Linked DNA regions of Homo sapiens: region 1 is linked to region 2. A link is a contact called in ENCODE Hi-C or POLR2A ChIA-PET data. All regions are on one chromosome and are shown on one strand. Each heading gives the region's core, a stretch centred on a gene start or an enhancer-like site at or near the end of the contact. The rest is flanking DNA. Distances are from core to core; before and after follow the strand shown. Region 1 has its middle 50 kb from the start of RAP1B. Region 2 has its middle 45 kb from the start of LINC02384.

Region 1 (4,730 bases), core at 1,817-4,316, 150 kb before region 2:
TTTATGCAGAAGCTTTAATGTTGAACTTAAATTGATCTAGATTACAGACTGCATACTTTTAACTTTCTTGGTGGTTTTATGTAAATTAATTAATTTTGTCCCTCAATTTCTCTTTTGGTTGTAGATATTTTCAATCATGGGTATAGTATGGAGGTTGTTAGTAAAAACTATTGAAAAGTGTTTTACAATACTTTATTATTTCTAAGATATGATGATGAATATCAGTGTGTATATTTATACTGACGAAAATAAAGCATATTTTCTCCTTGGTGTTTTTACACAGATACCTCTTATTAACTAAAGTTAGATTACCTAGGCAACTTTGAGGGATTATATGAATTACATGCTATTAAAGCTATCATTGTGGTCAAGAGTTTAGGTACTATTTTCAGCCCTGGCTGTGTATTGCAATGGTATGCAGATGAAAAATGTATAAATGCATGACCTTGTCAATAAAAACAAAATGAATAAGCAACACCAATGACAGTTTTGTTGGAACCAATTCCCCCCTCCCTTTTTTTCTGGAAATATGTGGCTGGCACACAGTAATAGGCTTATGAATTGAACAATTTAATACTTTATTAAAATAAAAGCAAATTAAACAGAAAGGATTGAGTTCATCTTTAGTTAAGAATGCCAGTGGCTTGGCTCTGGGAAGATGTGTCGGAGGGAGAAGAAAAAAGGGATCACTTAAGGGATTAAGTATATGAGGATCCATGAGAATTTCACGTAGACCCTGCGAAGTCCAATTTGATTGTTTCTTGATTACATTTTTACATTCTTCTGAAAGGGTCTTCAGAATTAAAGAGCAGTTTGAGGAGCAGGGAAGAATGAACAAGAATACCAAGTTTCTCAGAAGCTGGTGAAGTACTACCTACGACTCTGATTGCCTTTAATGTCATGGAGGAAGCTCTAACCCAGCTGCTTCACATAAGGGTGCAAAGCTACGACAACTCGGGTGACCTAGAGCAGCTGAACCAGTCCAGGTTTATGCCTGATCTATCTCATGGCATAAAACATTCTTTAAAAAACAACAACAGCAACAAAAATCTAGCATTTGCTTTCTAATTCTCTCAAAGCACCATGCAAATATTTATTGATCTTCCCAATGTCTGATAAAGAAGATACTAAAACAATTTATTTTATAAATCATTAGTGAGTGGACGAGTGTCGTAGGATGGCATTTTGTGATTTCTTAAACTTCGACTTCTGAGTTCTAATTATCTTCTGGTGCTATGTGATAACAGCGTGTAATAGGAAAAACGCGTTTGACTTTCAGGTCAGAGTGATCTGGGTCTGCATTCCAAACCAATCACGTAATTAGCCTCGTGGCATTGAACAAATTCCTTAATCTTTCTGAACCTCAGTTTCTTCATCTATAAAATGGGTATAGTAATACTAGCTTATTGTAACCATTAAAAAGGCTGTGTGTAAAATTTCTGGCACTCGGCAAGCCCTCAACACATAATAAAAGTTACAATAGTTCTTGTTTTTTTTTTTTTTTTTTTTTTTGAGAGGGAGTCTCGCTCTGTCCCCCAGGCTGGAGCGCAGTGGCGTGATCTCGGCTCATTGCAAGCTCTGCCTCCCGGGTTCACGCCGTTCTCCTGTCTCAGCCTCCTGAATAGCTGGGACTACAGGCGCCCGCCACCAGGCCCGGCTAATTTTTTGTATTTTTAGTAGAGATGTGGTTTCACCGTGTTAGCCAGGATGGTCTGGATCTCCTCACCTCGTGATCCGCCCGCCTCGGCCTCCCAAAGTGCTGGGATTACAGGCGTGAGCCACTGTGCCCAGCATTTTTTTTTTTCTTTTTGAGATAGGGTCTCATGTTGTCAGCAGACTGGAGTACAGTGGTGCCATCTTGGCTCACTGCAACCTCTGGGGTTCAAGTGATTCTCCCACCTCAGCCTCCCGAGTAGCTGGGACTACAGGCACGCGCCACTATGTCTAGCTAATTTTTTGAATGTTTTGTGGAGATGGGTTTTTGCCATGTTGCCCAGGCTTGTCTCCAACTCCTGAGCTCGAGCGATCCTCCTGCCTCAGCCTCCCAAAGTGCTGGGATTACTGGCATGAGCCACTGCACCCGGCCTTGTTTTGTTAATTGTATCTATTGCATCACATGAAGAGAAAATACTCACCAATTCTAGCCTGGGGCATTAGGCATTTATTGCTTTCAGTAGATGTTCTCAATTGTGCATAGATCATAGACCCGAACTGATGTTTTTAACCCCTCTGATGAGGCATCACAAGGACAAAAATTTAATTTTATCCAGGATGTATTTGTTAGTCTTTGGCCAAGCTCTTAGCCAGATCTTTTGTAGGATTCCGTTGAAAGTCCTAAAAGAAATAATTCATTTAGTATTTACACTCCATCACTTAAATGTTATGTATTTTAGGATTAAGCAACATCTGGAATTAACCTCTATTTATACAGTTAATTTTTTTTAAAGCCAACAGATGACTCCTTTTGGCACTCTTCTGATAAAATTCTGTCCAGGCCCACAGAGTGATAATCTTGAGACCGGCTGCTCACCTCTCCTAGCCTCCTCCAGTGCCACAGGCCTAGTTGACCTCTGCTGGGTTTCCTGGGGGTGGGCCTGGCCCCCTTCTGCTCACTTCTGGGCCATTTGCCTTGACTTGCTTGGCCCACTCCAGCTGCTTCCCATTCATTTCCTGGCTTCTGAGCTTGCAGAGGGCTTGGGAATTCTTCCCAACTCAGGCAGCCACCAGCATTCTTCCCAGCTGGCAGTTTTCCTGCTAAATGGGAGCCTTCCTCTTGCAGTGTCCTCCACCTGTCTGCAGCTATATCGCCTCTAGACTTGTCCATGGCCCTGGAGCTCAGTGCTCATGTGACACAGCCTGAGCTGAATTCCTGCTCAAGGCTGCAGGGGAGGCCACCAGCTCCACACTTTATTCAGGGCAATGGAAATCCCCTCTTCCCTCGCTATGGTTCCCACCCCCAGTCAGCAGGGGAGCATCCTCTGAGCAGATTGCCATACGTGCCTGTTTCTGCTTCCATTTCCCCAAATGAGAACACTACTGAAGGTCAGCAGAGCTTGGAAACAGCTCACCAGGGTTAAGTCATGGAAAACACCAGTGATCCAGACAGGAAATAGGGGCCACGAGTAGTTTCAGATAGTGACAAAAAACAGGAGTGGCTGAACATTCACACTGTGGATAAGTGGAGTTGGCCACCGCCTGATGCAATTTGTGTCTCCGAGGGTGGCTTCCATTGGCTTTACGCAGTGCCTGAAGTTCTAGTTCCTAGCCCAACTTCCTCTTTCCAGTAGAAGCAGGGTGTGGTGCAGCATTTTCCAGAGTGCTCCTTGCAGTACAAATCCCCTGAGGTGCTCCTTGAGAAAAGGTTTTCATACTTGAATAACACTGCACAATGCTGCACGCTATAGCTCCTTCAAGAAGATCACAGAGTGCATTCATATATTAAGACTATTCGCGCTTGGAAGCTGTGCTTTATCCAGAGGCTCTGAAAGTTATTGGACTACAGAATGCTTCCTTCAAATAACACTTAATCATAATCAGTAAAATTAATGCTCAATGGACATACTGTTCTTTTGTTTGTTTGTTTGTTTCTATTTGAGTTGGAGTCTTGCTCTGCCGTCCAGGCTGGAGTGCAGTGATGTGAGCATGGCACACTGCAGCCTCGAACTTATGGGCTCAAATGATCCTCCCATCTCAGCCTCCCATTACCATGCATGCTAATTTTTTCTATTTGCTATTTTTATTTTTTTGTAGAGTCAAAGCCTCACTATGTTGCCCAGGCTGGTCTTGAACTCCTGGGGTCAAGTGATCCTCCTGCCTCAGCCTACCAAAGTGCTGGGAATATAGTCATGAGTCATGGCACCCTGTTCAACATGCTATTTTTTAAGCCAAGAACACACCTACCTCAGGGCCTTTGTCCTTGCTGGTCCTTCTACTTGCTATGACCTGTCTATGGATATTCACATGACTCACTTCCTCAACTGCTCAAAAGAGGTTTTCTCTGAATGTCCTATCTAAATGACTCTCCCCATTCACTTCAATACAGTCACTTTCTCTTTATCCCCTTATCCGGCTTTGTTATTTTCTATAGCAGTTATAACTCCCTGGCATTATAAATCATTGATTTATTATGTAATAATTAATTTATTTTTGATAAATGTATTGTAGTTAAAATGAAAGCTCCCTGACGGCAGAGGCATTGGTGCCCCCTGTTGTATCCTCAGCTCTAGAACTCTGCCTCTTTCTCTCTCAGTATGACCTTGAGCAAATCCCTTCATCACTTGGACCCTCAATTTCTTTAGGTAAGATGAAGAAAAACAATATCCATTCTGCTTCTCTCATGGGACCATGAGGAGGATCAGGTGAGAACTGGGCTGTGATAGTGCTTGTAAACTGTCAGGAGCTAAAAAATATAGGTTATTTTATATTATTATAAATAATATAGGTTATTATATATTATATAACATATATATAATATATTACCTATATAATATATTACCTATATATTACCTATATAATATAGGTTATTATATATTATTAAACATATATCTATGAACATAATAAATATATTATTAAAGACAAAATGCAAAACAGAAAAGGGAGGTAACCCCCATGGTGAGAGCAGATGAACTAGGAATGTGAGGATAGGTTGTTTTGACAAAAAAGAGGGGCAGGGTAGAAGAAACTCTAAAGAGGCAGTGTGACCTAGAGAGAGCAAAGACCCGTTGATACTG
Region 2 (4,273 bases), core at 522-3,021:
AGTGCAATTTGGACACTTTCTTGGAATTATCAAAGAGCAGTTTTGGGGTCCCTTCCTTGGAGCCATTGAAGACAGATGGCATAGAGTCTGATACCTCACAATACCCTTGAAAGTTTTGCAATTTCAGACAAGCCGTTGAAGAAACTGGCTCCCAAAAAAGATTCAGGTGCATTCCAACTTTACAGTCTACTCCAGCCAGAGAGAAAATCAGGATTAGATTAAGCCTGAATAGAGAAAAATTAATTTTGAGTAAACTGCTTAATGAGATCTAGTCTTGTATTTATTTAACTTACTTGAAATAGTATGTCAACACATAAAAATTAATGAGGCAGGCTGGGCGCCGTGGCTCACGCCTGTAATGCCAGCACTTTGGGAGGCCAAGGTGGGCGGATCACGAGGTCAAGAGATTGAGACCATCCTGGCCAACATGGTGAAACCTGGTTTCTACTAAAAATACAAAAATTAGCCGAGCATGGTGGTGTGTGCCGGTAGTCCCAGCTACTCATGAAGCTGAGGCAGAATAATCGCTTGAACCTGAGAGGAGGAGGTTGCAGTGAGCCGAGATCGTGCCACTGCACTCCAGCCTGGCGACAGGGTGAGACTCCGTCTCAAAAAAAAAAAAAAAAAAAAAATTAATGTGGCTGGGCATGGTGGCACGTGCCTTTAGTCCCAGCTACTCAGGAGGCTGAGACAGGAGGACTGTTTGAATCCAGTAGTTCAAGTCCAGCCTGCAAAACACTGTGAGACTCCATCTCTAAAAACAAACAGACAAACTAAAAAACAGAATTAACATAATTCTCTTCCTGGCTAACATTTAATCCTTTTTGCCCTGTAAACCTGCTGAAACCTCCACGGTGGGCCAGGGCAGAGAGAGAAGCTCTCAATCATGTGGCAGAATGTGTGTATGTGCATGAGACAAATCCTGTGGATTCCTCACACAAACACTACCTCCTACCCTATTTCCAGCTAAGAAAACCCTGATTTTCAGGTATCAGGTGCCCATACTTTAGGGAAATTGTTGTCATCCTGTTCATTTGTCAATCTTTGGTTAAAACGTGGGCATGTGACATAATCAGGCCAAGGAAGTTGGGAGGGTGAGAGTGGGGGTGGTGGATTTTCTATGAGGTTTTCAGAAAAAGTTTCTCTGCTCTTAAAAAAAAAAGATATATTTGAGAAATAGACCCTTTTTGTTTCTAAATGTTATCGTATGAAGATGTGATGCAGCATTAATCCGCTGCTAACACCCTCGCCAAAAAATGAAAAGCCCTGATTTGTAGCATTTGTCTGTTTCCATTTCTGTGGTGTAAATTCTCCCATTATGGCCAATTTCAAGCTCTACAACTGACTGGCAAAACTCCTAAATATTTAGCAATTGGCTCTCAGGAGCCTCTGGGAACCAACTTCAGCCCACCATGGTCACTGAGAGCTGCAGAACTCAACTTGTGAAAAGAGTAGGCATTGTGGTGGGGATGGCGGAGCAGAAAGGTGAAAGACTCTAGGTCCTTAATGACACTTGAGAGCCATGAAATTAACCAACCCTGGAATCTTCCTATCTCTGGACTTCTTATTACATAAGTTAAATAAAGGTACATATTGGTTTAAGGCTGGTCAAACTGGTGTGTATGTGTGGGGAATCTGGGCTTGATGTAGCCAGTGTAGATATCCATGGGTTCCCACCTAGTGGAGGGAGGGGAATGCAGCAGGGGAAAAGCTGAACGCTGGATAATGGAAATGTTCAGTTGGTCAGGAAGAGGGGGACAGCAGAGGAAGCGGGGTGGGGAGGACTATCCGTGTTGAAACAGGACTCTGGCTGCTTGCTGAGAGGAACAGGATGGTGGCTGTGGGCCAGCTGGGCTGTCAGGGCCCTTGCCAAGGAGGCTGAAGTTCAGGGCAAGGCTCCAGCAAGAGCAGGCGGCTGAGTGAGAGTCAGGAAGTCAGGCAGAAGCCCAGGGTTGGGAAGGGCTGCCCTGCCGGGTGCTGCAGATCACAGTACTGTGGGATGGAGGGAAAGGGATGCATGAGAGAAGGGGAAATGCAGAGAGAGGCAGGAGTATAATTCCAGAGGTCTAGACTACTCACTTGCCATAGGATGGGAAAGGGCTTTCAATGTCCACTAAGGCAGAGTCAGAATTCGCTCAGATGCTGAGCAGCTGAGGCTGAAGGTTGGGGATGCTTTCAGCTGAGGCTGAAGGTTGGGGATGCCATGGATCAGGCTGAAAAATGCAGAAGAAACCAGCATCTTCTCCAAAGCTGCCTTAGAGAATTTTCTTGGTGATTTTAGAGAATTGCTGTCTACCTATCTTCCTAGACCTTCAAAAAGGGGCATCACTCCTCCCTCCTATTGTCACAATCCCTGGGGTCCTGAAATTCACTGCCAAGACTTATGTTTGGCCTTCTGAAATATGCTCCCTCCTTCCTTGTGTGAAGAAATTTGTTTGCCTGCTTGTGGCAGAAGCAATTTCATTCCTGTTGTGAAATGCCCCTTACTTGCAGTGTGATTTCTCCTGTTATTCATTTACTCCTTTTCTTTATTTTCTCTTCCCATCCATTTAGTAACCCACCCACAGGTCTATTCTTCTTCAGCCCAGTGCCATTCATTGAATGACTACCTAGGAAGGACTTTTATAATTGAATTTTATGGAGGAAGTAGGTGCAGGAAAAATGAAAGCTGATGTGTCAACAACATTCTCTGGGGATTTTCAGAACATTATTTTCCTCTCTGACTTAGCTGGGAAGCCAAAGGGCAGGAAACTTGGCTTCCTTTGCACTCTGTTACTGCTGGAAGTCATGGTTAGTGATATTAATTTATTCAGTGGGCTGAGTTCTGTGACAATATCATTACCAGGGAGTAATTAAGGGTGGGATCAAACAGGAGAGGAAACCCTCAAAAGTGAAGTTTTCCCCAGTTCATGCTGCCTCCTGCAATCTAGGAAAGTTTGGCTTATTTTATGAGCATCTCCCAATTTAGTGAGATGCTTCAGAGAGTGAATAAAAGGAATGCTTTTCTGCAATGCAAAACCCATCATAAAAAGTCACTAGACAATTATAAAAACGGAAACTATTTGGAACTCATTTAATAGACAAAAGCTAGCTAATTTTCTTTGTAAGTAAAGAACTCCTAAAAATCCATAAGAAAAAGACCAATAGCCCAATAAAAAATGTGCAAAAAAGTCCATAGAAAATGGAACACGAATGTTGTTTAAACATATACAGACATCCATTTTTCATGTATTAGATTGGCAATGACAAAAAATTAACAACACACTGTGTTGGCAAGAATGTGAAGAGACAGGTGCTCTCATATATGACTGGTGGGAAAATAAATTGGTACTATCTTATGAAGGGTTATTTGGAAATATTCTTATGAACATCTATATGCTTTGACTTATTAAAGCCAGTGCTAGGAATTTATCCTATAGGTTTAGTCACATACATAGAGAATGAGATGTTCACAAGATTGCATATTGCAGCCTTGTTTGTAATAGTGGAAGATTGAAAACAGTCTAGATATCTCAATAAGTGATTATTTAAATAAGTTATGCATATTCATATAATGAAATATGATATAGCCATAAAAAAGAGTACTCTTTAATAAAGGAGGATACTATCTTTATATATACACCTTGAAAGATCTCCAAGATATTTTAAGTGAAAAAAATTAAGGTGTAGAAAATTGGTCAATAAAAGAGGGGAGAAAAAATACTTACACAAGACATGCCTGTATTTGCTTCTTATGCATAAAATATGTCCAGGAGGATATCCAAGAAATTGATAATATTTTGTACCTTGGTGAGAGGAAATGGGTGCCTGGGGCATAGGGTAGGGGAGAGAGTGTTTCCTTTTAAACCTTTGTTCATTTTGGAAATGTACTGCTAATTCAAATTAGTAAATAAAAATTGTTTAAGAGAAATGCTGGACACATTACATCAGAAATGACCTAAATTCACCCAGTCTGTTCTATGTCCTTAATTTTCCATTTCAGCCTCTTTTATTATTGATTGTTAGTAGCTTTCCATCTTCATCTTTACATTTTCTCTGTTCCTCCAGGTGCCACACATTTTCTCTCTGCTTCTGTCCTCAGTTTGCCACCTGATTTCCCCTGCAGTTGTCAAGTAACTGCCTTTTTAGCTGGATATTACTACACAGACCTCTTTCTGTGTGCCAGACTGGGATAATCATCTCAATCCTTTCTTCAACACCTCCTCCCCTAGAGAGCAGAAAATAAAGTTGTGGTTGGGAGTTAAGCCAGAAGCTGGCTATCCTTGCAGGGTAC

Evidence for each region. A loop is a pair of places that touch in the nucleus more often than their neighbours do. ChIA-PET counts read pairs that join two places held with the same protein, here RNA polymerase II (POLR2A). Pooled maps may share reads with other maps.
Region 1: a pooled map shows a loop between it and region 2 (2.7-fold over the local background). The contact joins two enhancer-like sites. A Hi-C loop is called at or near these places in 3 of 50 pooled maps. POLR2A ChIA-PET finds 5 or more read pairs at or near these places in 4 of 52 experiments (B cell, BJ, GM12878 and 1 more).

The regions. Positions count from the first base shown.
Region 1 is chr12:68,558,632-68,563,361 of GRCh38, reverse strand. No RefSeq gene overlaps it. Among named protein-coding and RNA genes, the nearest start is that of RAP1B, 50 kb to the left of the region's middle. Within about 2 kb of position 3,066, at least 8 of the 41 ENCODE cell types and tissues checked have a DNase peak (open chromatin) inside an H3K27ac peak, as active enhancers do.
Region 2 is chr12:68,403,876-68,408,148 of GRCh38, reverse strand. No RefSeq gene overlaps it. Among named protein-coding and RNA genes, the nearest start is that of LINC02384, 45 kb to the left of the region's middle. Within about 2 kb of position 1,771, at least 24 of the 41 ENCODE cell types and tissues checked have a DNase peak (open chromatin) inside an H3K27ac peak, as active enhancers do.